2 separate regions of the Homo sapiens genome follow, and region 1 is linked to region 2. The links are chromatin contacts, found by Hi-C in ENCODE. All regions are on one chromosome and are shown on one strand. Each heading gives the region's core, a stretch centred on a gene start or an enhancer-like site at or near the end of the contact. The rest is flanking DNA. Distances are from core to core; before and after follow the strand shown. Region 1 holds the start of ZNF462 (zinc finger protein 462). Region 2 has its middle 93 kb from the start of ZNF462.

The links. A loop is a pair of places that touch in the nucleus more often than their neighbours do. Pooled maps may share reads with other maps.
Region 1: a map of psoas muscle shows a loop between it and region 2 (2.4-fold over the local background). The contact joins the promoter of ZNF462 here to the enhancer-like site in region 2. A Hi-C loop is called at or near these places in 3 of 168 maps with a recorded cell type or tissue (gastrocnemius medialis, mammary epithelial cell and psoas muscle) and 2 of 50 pooled maps.

What each region holds. Positions count from the first base shown.
Region 1 is chr9:106,859,108-106,866,096 of GRCh38, forward strand. It overlaps ZNF462 (zinc finger protein 462), which reads left to right and starts at 4,059. Exons shown (of 13, transcript NM_021224.6): 1 at 4,059-4,248. LOC105376204 (a long non-coding RNA gene) reads right to left here and starts at 1,413. Exons shown (of 1, transcript XR_005646978.2): 1 at 1-1,413.
Region 2 is chr9:106,766,933-106,773,750 of GRCh38, forward strand. No RefSeq gene overlaps it. Among named protein-coding and RNA genes, the nearest start is that of ZNF462, 93 kb to the right of the region's middle. Within about 2 kb of position 4,804, at least 3 of the 41 ENCODE cell types and tissues checked have a DNase peak (open chromatin) inside an H3K27ac peak, as active enhancers do; they include gastrocnemius medialis and psoas muscle, where a contact is called at or near this core.

The sequences.
Region 1 (6,989 bases), core at 2,809-5,308, 91 kb after region 2:
GTGCAAGATTTATTATTCTATTAATGCTCATAAAGTCACTCTTTTGATGAGCCATAACTTCTCTTTATGAGGAGTGTGTATGCCAGTCACCTATGATAAGGGAGAAGAAAGTCCAGACTTCTAACATATTCACTCACATTCCCTGCAACATTAACAGTCTTGAAACCCTATATGACTCCAGGGGATAATGCCACAGGATAAAGTAACAAAAGGTAAATTTCAAGGAGTCAGGATGTCCCCGTGAGACTTCCCTCACAACGTTGGCTGTGTAGGAAACCAAATTTTTTGTATTTTAATTAACAAATTTAAACATTAACCCTCCTAATGGAGAAGATAACCCACCAACTAGCCTGGTATTATCTTTGTGACTATTCTTAGGGAACGAAATAGCAGGAGTGTGAACTTTCTCCTGTTTATCTTAATGGTCTGCTAATGGCAAAGCATAATTAGTTACTTAAATGCCACGTTTACTAAGGTTTTTACGAAAATCTTCAGCCACAGCGCTTTCCTTGACTGACCCAGCTTGTATTTATACAGTTTTATCATTTGAAAAATTGTCCCAAATAAAAACAAGAAAAAAAAAAAGCCCATTCCCCTTATGTTTAACCTCTTTCAATTATTTTCACTGGAGAGTTAAAGCGTTTGTGACTTCTAAAAAGTCGAAAAGATTACGTGTATGGCATCATTAATTGAATTTGTATCGCCCCCACATTCAAGAAGCAAGAGAGTTTTGCGATAGTTCGCTTCACAGCTTCAGGAAGTCAATTTGCTTCTAAACCAGAAGACCGAGTGTGTCTTCTCAAGACCATCGTGTGGTGCCGTATTTTTGATGGAAAGTTAACCATTGTACCTTTCCCCCATGCACCCACACCAGAAGCCTGAAAGCCACCATCTCCCCGTCGGTCTCTGGATCTCCTCGCTGCCTTTGTCCCTTCTAGACGTGGAGGCTTGGAGAGGAGGTTTGGTTTCCAAGGATTGGAGCGCTGTGAAGGGCGGGGCCATTCCAAGTCCATCTCCCCTTTTTGTCCTCTTCTCCCGGGACGGGAGGGTGGAGCCAAGTCCCCCCGCGGCCGGTTCGGGAGCTTTCTCTATCTCGGTCGCTCGAGGTGAGTGTGAAAGGGCGGCAGCCCGTTTAATTGCAGCGCAGGTTAATTTCTTGAGTTCACCGCAGTCGGTCCGCCAGCCGCTTCCCCGGTCTTTGCCAAGTGGGTTTACGAGGTCTGAGGCGTGTTGGGGCGCGCTCACGTTCTCGCAAAAGGCTCCTCCCCAGGGCTCAATTCCCCGACTGCGGGAAGCCCTTTGGTGCCCCAGGAGCCTTGGAAACCCAAGGTTTCCTCTGACCTCGTCGCTCCTTTCTCCCTCCCCACCGCCTGGTTCCCTACGTCCCTGCCCCCAGGGAAGGACGGCCCCCATCTTAGGACTTACGACCCAAGCCAACCCAGAAGGTACCTTCACGTCGATGAAGATTTTATCGCAGCCTCCAAAACCCAGCAGTAATAGGAGCTTTCAACCTGAAATACGATTGTTATTTTCCCGGTGCAGAGCTTGACAGAAAAAGTCAGCTTTTTATTAAAGACAAAGAGGTAAATTATCAGCCGGGACAGTGGAGGGACGGCGGAGACCTGGCGCGCTTCCTCCGGTTGCCACGAGGAATTTATGGGGTGGCGGCGGCCAGCGCTCAGACACCCCCCGGGTCCCGGTGGGGAGGAGCTCGGGGCAGGAGGACTTCCCTAGGTCCCTCCGGGCACTCGGAAGGGGGAGTCCTCCCAAAGCCGCACAAAGCCGGGATCATTTCAATCCGGAACAGCCTCAGCGTCCTCCTCCTCTCTCCTTTCTTCTTTCTCTTCTCGGTGACTCCCGTTCCCCTTTCGCCTCTGTCCTTTCTGCGCCTTGTTCTCGTCTCCTTACTTCTCTTCCCTCTCCTCGCCTTTCCTCTCCCTCCCCCTCCTTTCTTCTCCACCGCACGCGTAGAGTGTCATTTATTTATTTATTTATCACCCCCGCCATCAACACCCTTTTAGGGATCCCGAGCTTTTCAATGTGAGTGGGAGGAGAAAAGGGCAGGAAGTGTTGACTGGAAGTGGGTGAAATCGTGCCTCGGGGTGAGAGATTCTGCTCAGGAATATAGGGTCGGGAAAATCTTGGAAAATGAGGATTTAGATCTGTTTATGAAGCCCCGCTATCGGATGGGAACCAACTCCGCGCGCGTCTCCTCCTCTTCCTTTATTGTATGGATTTATAGGTATATATCTTCTCGGACTGTTGCTTGGGGGGAGGGAGGAGAAAGGGCGAGTATTTAAAGAGGACAGACTTGCCCAGGATCCTTAACACCGCGCCTTCACCGGATGCGCGCTCCTCAATGCAAAGGAATCCAGCAACATCCCCAATTCAGACGCGGACAAAAGAAACTTTAATTAAGGTCTCTTTCTGCCCCGCGCGCTGCGCGTTTCTCTCTCCTGAGGCTGTTGATGTCCAACTCCAAGATCCAAGAAATAGAAATGGTACAATCAGCCCATGCCCTTGAACTTCAATTGCTCCTGACTTGCTGCATTGATTTTTTTGATACTGTAGAACCCCCATCCCCAACCCCCACCGCTCCCAGTCCAATTAAAACCGTAGGAGACTTTCGACCTGGTGGTGGAGGGGGGGAACCACTCCTTTGCAAAAGAGATAGTTCAGAATGATACGGGAGAGATTACACTAAATAAAAATTCAAGGTGTGAAAGCTTCATCTTGGCTCGCGTGTCTTCAACACCATGACACCTTATCATTAAGAGCGCTGATTGTTACTTTCCGAGCCTTTAGATGATCAGCCAGAAAGTGCAAACAACGCGGGGCTGGAGGGTGTAAAGTTATTTAAGCAGGCGTTCTTTTTTTCTTTTGGTGCGCAGTCAAAACATTTCACAAGTTAGGAAAAGAAAGTGGTGGTTCCGAAGCTCGGAATGATGGGCTCTTTTCCTCCTCCACCCCCCCACCTTCCATATCAGGAAAGAAATAAAACGCACAATGAGCCTTTATTTCAGGAGAGAAGACTTCAAAATACGTGCCAGTAATGGACAATTTGAGCTTTTCACTGGAAATACTCACACCGCAAGCTGGAAAGGGATTAAAAAGCCCCACGTGGTTGATCTGGGTTTATACTTGCAACCTCCAGTTCCCCACGTATGTTCTTTGCAAAGGTTGGCCTCTAGATGGATGCAAGTAAGGGACCCTCTGGGGCTCGGGCTCGGCGCCTCGGGCAGGGCTGACGTTGGGAGCGCTATGAGCTGCCGGGCAGGGTCCTCACCGGGGGCTTCCTCTGCGGGCCAGGGCTGCCGGGCGCCACCGGGACGCGAGCGCGCACGCCTCGGCCCGGCGGCCGCGCTCCTCGCACCGCCTTCTCCGCAGGTCTTTATTCATCATCTCATCTCCCTCTTCCCCTTCTCCTTCTCCTTTGCCTCCTTCTCCTTTGCCTCCTTCTCCTCCTCTTCCTCCCCCTCCTCCACCACCACCTCCTCCTCCTCTGCCGCCGCCACCTCCTCCTCTTGCATCTCACTGGCCTGGCTCTGAGTGACAAAGACAATGTCCCAGCCTTAACTTTGCAACCACCTTGCCTCCTTCTGGGGTTCAGCAGGGGGGAGGGGGAACAGCAGCAGCAGCCTCAGCATCTCCTCCAGCTTCTCCTTCTGCTCTTCTCGAGCTCTTGGATAATTCTTCCTCTTTTTTCCCCTAGCCTTTTTCCTCATTTCTTTCTTTCTTTCTTTTTTTCCTTCCTCTCTGCTGCACGTTGTTGTTGTTATTAGAAAGGCTTCGCGCACCCCCTGGTGCTCCGGCGTTTTGTGTGGCAGGAGAAGATTGTCTTCCTTCTCTCTTTCTGTCTTGCTTTCTCTCTCCCCCTGGTTGCTCATTATTCAGAGAGAGACACAGAGGGAGGGAGAGAGAGAGAGCGCGCGAGGGAGAGGGAGGAGAGGAGAGAGAAGAGGAGAGAGAGGGGAGAGAGAGAGTGAGAGGGAGAGGGAGGGAGGGAGAGAGAGAGAGAGGGAGAGAGACGGATATCTCAGGTCATCTGCAGCTGCAGCGAGTCTGAGGAGCCGAGGAAGGCAGGGAAGATGGCGATCCTCCATTGCTGAGACCCGGCAGAAGCACATGAGACTCCCAAACAACTTCCACAACAATAACCCGAGCAGGAAGAGGAGAAAGAGAAAGAGGATAAGGAGGCGGTGGGGCTGGAGAACCCGAAGCACCTCCCGGCGCCGGGACGCTTCTTCTGTAAGTTACTGCAATTAACAACCACCTCGGGGTGGTCCGAGTGCTCCGGGGAAGAGAGCGCGGGGTGGTGGAGGCACAAACGCGCTCATTCATTCGGCCAAGGAGGGTTGGAGGAGCGGGGAGGAGAGGAAGTCCCCTGCATGGACTGGCTGTTGGAAGAGGAGAAGAAGCGAGAGAGAAGAGGAGGAGGGGGAGGAGGGAGAGCAGGAGGGGGAGGAGGAAGAGGAGGAGGAGAAGCGAGGGAGGAAGAGGAGGAGGAGGAAGAGGAGGAGAAGGTGGTAGTGGTGGCAGTGGAGGTGGCTGTGCTTTTCCTGCTGGCTGCTGCTCCTGCTGGGGGGAGTGAGCGCGGTGGCTTAATTAATTTCGTGTAGTTCTATGAAGAGAAGAGAAAATGAAAGATGAGTGAGAAGAGAGCTGGAGGCTTAGGACGGATGCTCCGAGTGTGGGGACAGGAGTAGGGACAGAGGGGGGCGGAGGGCGGGAGGCCGGAGACCTGAGCCGAGAGCCAGAGGGAGCGAGCGAGGGTCAGAGGAGGGAGAGCTCCGTGCGAGCGGCCCCGACCTGAGCGGGTTGACCTCTTTCTTTCTCTGTCCCTCTCCTTCCTTTCCCCCTTCTGTCTGCCTGTCCCCCGCCCGATGGCAAAGCCGTGCGGATTGGCAGCCCCCCTCTTCCTCAGGTATTTGGCTCTCTCTCTCTCTCTCTCTCTCTCTCTCTCTCTCTCTCTCTCTCTCTCTCTCTCTCTCTCTCTCTCTCTCCCTCTCCCCGAAGTTGGGATGCGGGGTCGGGATGTGTCGGGGGGTGGCTGCTGCAGCTGCTGGTGCCGGTGCTGCTGGTGAACAGAGAGGCGAGGAGCGGGGGGCACCGGCCGGGTGGGGGGCGCAGGTTCAGGAGCGGCTGAGGAGCTGTCTCCAGGCTGGAGGTTCAGAAGCGTCTGGTGGAGGAGGACAACGGTTTCTGGAGAGGAGAAGCCATTACACACGCTTGGCTCTCCTCTGAGGAAGGGAGAAAGGAAGGCAGGGGCCTGGGGGGGCGTCTCACTCCTGGTGCAGTTCCCAGGGGTCTGCCCTCCTTCCAGGCACGAGGGGAAGCCGCAGCCGCCCCCCATTGGAGCAGCCCCTCTTTCCCTTTCTTTATCTCCCTGTCCTCCATTTGCAAGCTGTCTGCTTTGGTTCCAGTCCAGACTCCAAAACACAAAGCTCCTTCTCACGTTCATTCTCCAGGCTGTTCACCATTCCTGAAGGAACCCTCGTTTTCTTTTCATTGTGGCTTCTAACCTACAGAGAGGGAGGGAGGGAGGCTGCCTGGAGTTCCTTTTATATTCCTCCCCAACCAAGAAAAAAAAAAGTTTCATTTTTAAGCACGCGTCTGGGATGGGGAAAGACCAACCAGTTGGGGCTTTCTCCCAGGGCTCCCGGGGGCTGTGTCTGAGTGTCTGTGTTGGCTGTTTGGTTTGCTTTGGTTTTGTTTCTGGAGGTTGCTTGCAGGTTTTTGGAGGAAGTGACTAGTTTGGTTAAGAGCTGGGAACTGAGTCAGGTAAGCCGTGTCATGTTGTAACTCCACCAGAAAATGGAGGAGAGCGGGTTTCCAGGAGACAAAGCTGAGATGAGAAGTGTTTATAAAATTATGGATGTCTCCATTTTGAAGCTCTGTTGGTGATGGCTGGAGGAGGAGGAGGCTTGCTTGCCTACTCCTTCTCTCTTTCCAGAGGGAAACCTTGTGGTGGTTCCTCACTGTCTATTCATTATGCAAGGAAATGAGGGCTTTTAAGGGTTCCTCAGATTTTTCTCCACCAAAGAGTGCTTTCACAAGTTATTGAGGCGTTTGTTTCCATTTTAAAGTAAACTTTTGGAATTTTTTTTCTCCTTTTGAGTGGACCTGAAGGGTTTTGACCTCCTTCAGGAAAGGCAAGGCAAAAACCTTAAAACAGTTCCACTGAGGTCTTCACACAACTTTAAGCTGCTCCAGGTCTCCTGAAAGTCACCAGGAAATGTGATTTCCTCCTTGTGAAGATGGTGATGGCCCTAAGCTGAGATTTTTTTGAGTTCTAGGGTTTGGTTATCATCATGTTTTGATGCATTGCAAGACTTTATTGTCTGATTTGAGTTGATTTCTGCAAATATAAAAAATAATAAGAATAATCCTGCAAGATCTCAGAGGAACTCTAAGACTGGCTAACACCAGTTTCTCCAGGTTCTCCATTTCTCTTCAGGTCGTTCCATTTGTATGTTAGGCCTTCTTTCAGTTTCTTTGTTTCCCCTTTCCCTTTCCGTCGGCTAATTTTTTCTGTGTTCTGAAGTACTCTTAAGTCTTCAGAAATATCAGTATGTCTTCTTAACAATGTCGCTATGGAAACAAATTTTAAAAACATGATGTCAGTTGAGAAAACCTTATGTCCAGGTATCTTCACCTTTTTAATTGGGAGGAATTTATTAATCATGTAGGAAGACATTTTGTGAGGATAATTTGAAAAAAGGACCCAGTGCTACCCTAGTCCACACACATTGATGGGAGCTCTTCACATATTAGTTTTAGAGAATGTACATAATTGACCCAAGCAAAGAACTAAATCCCGAAATGCTTCAGGAATTTTTAAAAGCCAACCATGAAGATGTTGCTTTTCCATTAGGTGAGGTAGCCATCTTGAGGATGAGGGAAGATGTTGGAAGAATTTTAGATGAACTGTTGAAGATAGGTGAGGAGGGCTCCACGGTGGAATGAAAACTTGGAGGAGATTCAGAACC
Region 2 (6,818 bases), core at 3,554-6,053:
AAGAGTTCTCTGAGATACAATTTACTGTTAGCCCTATATTATAAGTGAGGACATTGAGAATCATGGAAATGAAATGAGTTGTGGCAAGTCTACAGATTGTAAATCCTTACCTTTCCCTCTATCCGAAGGCTAAAGAACAAAATTGTAGTATTATTCTATTTACAACTCTGCCTGGCTCCAAAGAGGTACTTAAGGTAAATTATGAAGACGAATATAACATTGTTTCATAAATTGAATTAAAAATAAATCCTCTCAGAAGCACTTAGGAGAAGATATATAGATAGTGGATTCAAAGGTAAGGTTAGTTTAGCAAATATAGTTCAGAAAATCCTATGTATCACAAGAAAAGTGATTCTAAAATTTGATCCTGAGCTTCCTAGCAGCCAATGCTAAAAAGGAAGCAAGAATAACAAACTGGACCATTCACTATATCCACAATATAAGACTATATCAGATTATCAGATTTTTTTAAAGAATTTTTATCTGTCCCTGATGCTGAAATCAGAATTTACTTTCACCTTCTAATCTTCATTAAGAAGAAATGATATCATGTAATGAGCAATGTCCTCAACATTGTTCTCAAAATATGTCAGTGATAAGTATAATTTGTGTTCTTCAATGTCGAGCAATTTCATCACACCAAAAACAATTCGACTAAAAATAAATGAACAGAGGCAGGAGAAGGGGCATCAAAATATGACATGCCCTAGGTATAAGAAAAAAAACTCCAAGCAGGTATATAGTAATGTTCCTATTAGCCATATATACACAAACACATATGCACACACACAGTCTAAGTAAAAGTTCATTAGAAGTATTGACACACAGATGACATCTATAAATGGTTTGGAAACAACTCGCCTTCCTGGTCCACTTGCCAGGAGTAACTAACTACAAAATATCCACAACCTAACAGATTTATGCCATTTGTTGTATAGATTATACATGAAAAATGAGATTAAAATTGATTTATGTATCCAAAATAGTGACATTTGGATTGATCAACAGTCATTCTTTCAGTTATAGACAATTTTATCTCAAATATATTCCTGATCCTTAATAATAAAGTCATATTGTCTGTTAAATGCTGACTCTAGATGAGGGAGATTGGAATTATCTCTCCTTTTAATGACTTCAGTTCTATCCCAAGGGAAAGAGTTGTCCAAATTCCAAGACATTTCACTGGGCCACAGTACCAGGGAGTGTTGGTTTAACTGAGCCAACATGAAGAAAACTCTTAGTCTCAGAGAGAAGAAATTAAATATTCCCACTGTATTGGTTTGCTAGGGCCGCCATACAACTTATCACAAACCGGATGGCTAAAAACAATAGAAATTTATTGTCCCACAGTTTTGGAGGACCCCACTTTCAAAACAAGGTTTTGGCAGGGCTGTGCACTCTGTTACTCCCTCTGAAGATTATAGGAAATAATCTTTGCCTTTTCCTAGCTCCTGGTGGTTACCAGTAATCCTTTATATTCTTTGTAGCTGTATCACTTTAATCTCTGCCTCTGTCTTCCTAGGGCCTTATTATAAGGATACCAGTTATTGGATTTAAGGCCCACTCTAATCCAATATGACTCCATTTAACTAATTCTATCTGCAAAACCCTATTATTTCCAAATAAGGTAGTATTCTGAGGTTCCTACTGGACACGGATTTGGAGGGAACACTATTCAATCAAGCACACACACATTCAACAAGACTCAACGAGTGCCAGATAGGAAATACAGGGGGCTATGGGAACACATGAACTGGGACCTAATTCAGACTCAGAAGAGTCAAGAAAGTTCAGAATCTAGGAAGACAGTGAGTTGGTGAATGCTCAGACCAAGAGTTTACTTGTCAAGGGACAACTTCACCCCTTCTGCCCAAAGACACCCACCAATAGCTTCTAAACACTTTCTCTCTAACTCTTCATTTGCCAAGGTCAAGCCCCCAAACTATCTCCTTCATAAAGCGTTTTCTGATTCTTCTCTGTCCAGATTCATCCCTCCTTTCTCTATTAACTACTGCTTACCATTTGTGACTTTAAAGGAACAGAAACTGGCATACATTAAGTGTCTTCTGTGAGCCAGGGATATGCTAGTCACTTTTACATACCCAGTAATTCCTGTAAAGTGAGATCCCAATTTTAGAGGGGGAAAAACTGAGACTCGGAGTTCAATGACTCATCTAAGAACACACAGCTCCTAGTCAATCTGGACCCAAATGTCATGCATGATGTTTCAATGCACACTTCCTGCATTTAGGGCTTCACATTGTCCTAGACTTCTGCCTCCCCAGGTCTGCAGTGAGCTAGTTGAGAGCAGGGATTGTGTTTTACTCCTGGGGCATGGAAGAAATGCTGCTAGAACACAGTTGAAGGTCCCATCACATTGAATGCCCACAAGGGTTCCAGAGGTCTGTGAGTGCACCCATAGCTCTCTGCATCTTCAACACACCTCCCTCCAACCCTTCTTTTCTCCCAGGAGAAAACCAGATCGGCTGGGAGTGTTTGCACCAAGAAAAATCCATCTCTTAGCAAACATTCTTCCAGTCCCTAAGGATTCGTCATAAGAGCTTTCCACTGCACCCGCTCACAGGGCAGACAATGTGCTAAACCAGCTGTTTAACACAAGAGGCTCCCCATCCCTGGAGACCTGAGACAAGCTCCTGAGACGTGCAGTATGTCTCCATTAGCCAAGCAACCGTCTTTGGGTGTGCTTTCTATTCCATATTCCTGTGTTCATTAACTATAAGCCTGCCAGAAACGCAGGGTACCAGCTTTTCTAAGCGGTGAAGAGGGAAGTGTGCCTTACATATATTCACATAGATCTGTGTTTTTTAGGACCCCGTATTACAGAGGCTTGTCACCACCGTAACCAATGCAGACTTAGCTGCAGGGCCTGCTGCGATGTCCATGCTGAGGCAACTGAGAAAGGTGAGTAAACAAGGACAGGTATGGCTGGGAGAGAAGGGCTGACCCAGCGGTGGGACAGGTTCCAAGGGAGAGAGCAGCCATCCAAATCCTAATGTTCAAAGTGGCAAGAGAGGGACTACAGGACAGCAGGGAAGACCTCAGACTCCAAAGTCAGATAAAACTGGTTTGGAATTCTGGTATTGCCCCTTAGCGACTTTCTGACCTTGGGCAATTTACATAACCTCTTATGCCATGCCTTAGAAGTAATAAAAGAACCTCCAAATTGTTCTGCGGTTAGAAAGAGATACTGCTTGTAAAGTTCTTAGCACATGGCCTGGTCAATGGTAAACTATAAGTAATGCTCTTTCCAGACTGATTTCAGTCTCCAGGGGAAGAAGGGGTCTTGGCTGGTAGACAGTAACCTCCCATCAGAGGTGCCCTCACAGAAAATGGTAGCTCCACAACCAGGTTACAACAACGTCCAAATTAAGCAGAATTGGGTCAGGGCCTGCATTGTCCAATACGGTAGCTGCTAGTCACAAGTGGTTCCACATTGAGATGTGAAGTGTAAAATCCACTGGATTTGAAGGACTTAGTGTACAAAAAGTTAAATATTTCAGTAATCTTTCTTATACTGCCTACATATTGAAGTGATAGTACTTTGGTTATATTGGGTTAAATAAAATATATTATTAAAATTATGTTTAAATAAATTTTATTGTGTATATTTGTGGTATATAACATGATGTTATTGGGATACATATATATAGTAAAATGGTCACTATAGTAAAGCAAATTAATATATCCATCAGCTCACATCGTTACCCTTTTTTTCTGGCAAGAGCTGCTAAAATCTATTCATCTAGCCGAATTTCCAAATACAGAACAATTTTATTACCTATCATCCTTATGTGGTGCATTAGATCTCTAGAACTGTTCATCCTACATATCTGCCTCTTTGTATCCTCTGACCCATATCTCCCCATTTTCTCCCTACCACCGCCAAATTAATTTCACCTGTTTCTTTTTCCATTTTTTAATGAGGCTACTAGAAAAATTAAAAGTTACATGTGTGGCCCAGGGCCCATAAGCCTGGCTCACACTACATTTCTGTTGGACCATGTTCATTTAGGCCAGCAAGTGTCCCAGCCAATGGGTTGGACTCAGAGGCTGCTATAGTTTGAATATTTGTGTCCCCTCCAAAATTCATGTTGAAACTTAATCTCCAATACAACAGCATTTAAGAGTAGGGCCTTCAGGTGGTGATTTGGTCATAAGGGCTTCTCTTTCATGAGTGGGATTAAGGCCTTTATAAATGAGCCTTAACACAGCATTCAGCTTTTTTTGACACAGCATTCATCCCCTCCAGAGGATGCAGCATTCAAGGTGCCATCTTGGAAGTAGAGACCAGGCCCTCACCAGACACTGAACCTGCTGGCACCTTGATCTTGGGCTTCCAGCTTCCAGAACTGTGAGAAATAAATTTCTGTTCTTGATAAATCGCCCAGGCTAAGATGTGTGTGTGTTTTTGTTGTTGTTGTTGTTTGTTTTTGTTTTTGAGATGGAGTTTCACTCTTTTGTTGCCCAGGCTGGTGTGCAATGGCACGATCTTGGCTCACTGCACCCTCTGCCTCCCAGGTTCAAGTGATTCTCCTCCCTCAACCTCCCGAGCAGCTGGGATTACAGGTCCCCACCACCATGCCCCGCTAGCTAATTTCTGTATTTTTAGTAGAGACAGGGTTTCACCATGTTGGCCAGGCTGGTCTCGAACTGACTTCATGTGATCTACCCGCCTCAGCCTCCCAAAGTCCTGGGATTACAGGCATGAGCCACCATGCCTGGCCAGGTATTTTGTTACAGCAGCACAAACAGACCAAGCCAAGAATCCAGCTTGCATGTGTTAGAAGTGCAGCATAATCAAAAAGCCAAGCCGGGCAGGGTTCCAAGCTAACATACAGGCCTGCCAGTACTTGGGCTTGGCCCAGGCCTTCCGAAAACAGAGATGACAATGACAGCAGCAGGATACATATCTTACCTCACCTTCTAACGGGGAGGAGCCCCAGACAAAGGGCCAAGTCTGTGAATGGGTGGGACTAAGGCCATGAGCTTCAGGACCTGCACTGGGCAAGGTTGAGCCCTGTGGAGACAGAGTCACCATGTTTGGGATTGTTTATAAACCTGGTAACAGGTAAGCACCTCATAATATTGTGAGTTCCTCCCTTGCATGTGAGTGGCAGAGATAAGGATCAAGCCACCCCTCTCAAAGAAATTCACATCCAGCTCTGACTCTTGGGTGGGAAGAGAAAGTCAGAAAGAATAGGGAGAAGAAGCAGAAGTTTTGAAAGTAACTTCAAAGTGTTTCAAACTTTCAAAATATTAAGTATGTCTGTAAGCCAAGCTAGCTACAGCCAATTTCTAACACGGACACAAGAACAATTCTTTGTGAGGTCTATCTCATAGTCCCTTGAAACCATGACCATAGTTAGAACCATATGTAAGACCTAACATGTTTAAGGAAACTCCTGGCTGTCCGCTTTAATCTCGCAGTCCCAAAGAGCCTCTGAAATGTGGTTAGGTAAAATCTGAGCCCAGTCTCCTCAGAAGCATGATATCAAAACCTGTTTATTAACTCCGAAAGGGAAACTTCTCCAAGACTGTGTGTTTTCCTTAGGTGAATGAGGGTATAATAATGTCTCTAGTTTAGGAACCGAGAAGTGCAGTATTTGATCTTGCCTCCATGAAGTATAAACCAATGAACTTAAATAAAGGAGGCATATGAAAAGCACGGGACTTTGAAGGAAAATAAGATTTCTCAGCTGATGAGACCTCTGTGATACACTGTGCTCTGGGCTTGAATTATTTTTAGTCTTTGGCACAAAAATCAGGATTAGTATTTCACTTCTTGGCCTCTGAAGACACTCATATGACTTTGTCTTTCTGGACATAGCACGTGTTCTGATACAAACTCTGTGAAGACCCTTATCAGATTCAGTGAGACAGCCTAATTCCTGAGTATAATGAGCATTTTAAAGGGCCATAGGGCTATGACAAAAACAAACAAACAACTGGCCACTTCTATAAGGCATGAAGAAACCTTGAATAATCTCTGGAAACCACTGGAAGCCACCCCAGTGGCGTATCTTCAACATGTCTTATGAAAAATCTATTACATTTGACTATCTTCAGCATTTTGATGTTGCCTGTTTATTTCAACAGCATGGATGACTCACTTTCATAACCAGGCATAGCATGATTGGCCCAGTTCTAACAAACAAACAGGAATTTAGGCAAAGTGGGGATTCTTTCTCTGCAATCTTAAGGCCCCTGAGGGCACCCCTGTGTTGTGTCCCACATCATAGGCTAGCCACAGACTTCACTGGCTGTTCCACTGGGGCTGCTCTTGTTTGTGTCCACTCCATTTAACAGATTCCGGCAAACACTGAGCACTTTATAAATGTGTGCTAAGTAAGCAAGAATGAATTACTGTCTAAGCTCTGAGTTTCACCTTTCCCGGTGACACTGGCACTCTTTGCAACAAGGAGAACCAAGTCATCTAGCAATACATTGGGTTGTAAAGCTGGCTTCTAGCAAACCACTTGAGAAGGCAGGCTGGGAGGAACACAGCAGCAAGGTCACTTCAAGTAGCTTTCTCACTGCAAGACATGCCAATTCCGTTGTTTTCCACGTGAAAAAAGTGGATAATATAGTAGGCAATAGAAAAATGGGATCAGGCCAAGGGCTTCCAAGAGGCAGGGTTGGTTAGGTAAGCCAGATATGACCAAATTCGGGGTGAGCTTAAAAGAGGCAGACATCATACAACCTCTCCAGGAAACGCTTTCTTTATCATAATATTCATGATTATAATAATATGAAGAATATCCACTTATTCTTTTAATACTTGTGCCATAAGTTCCTAC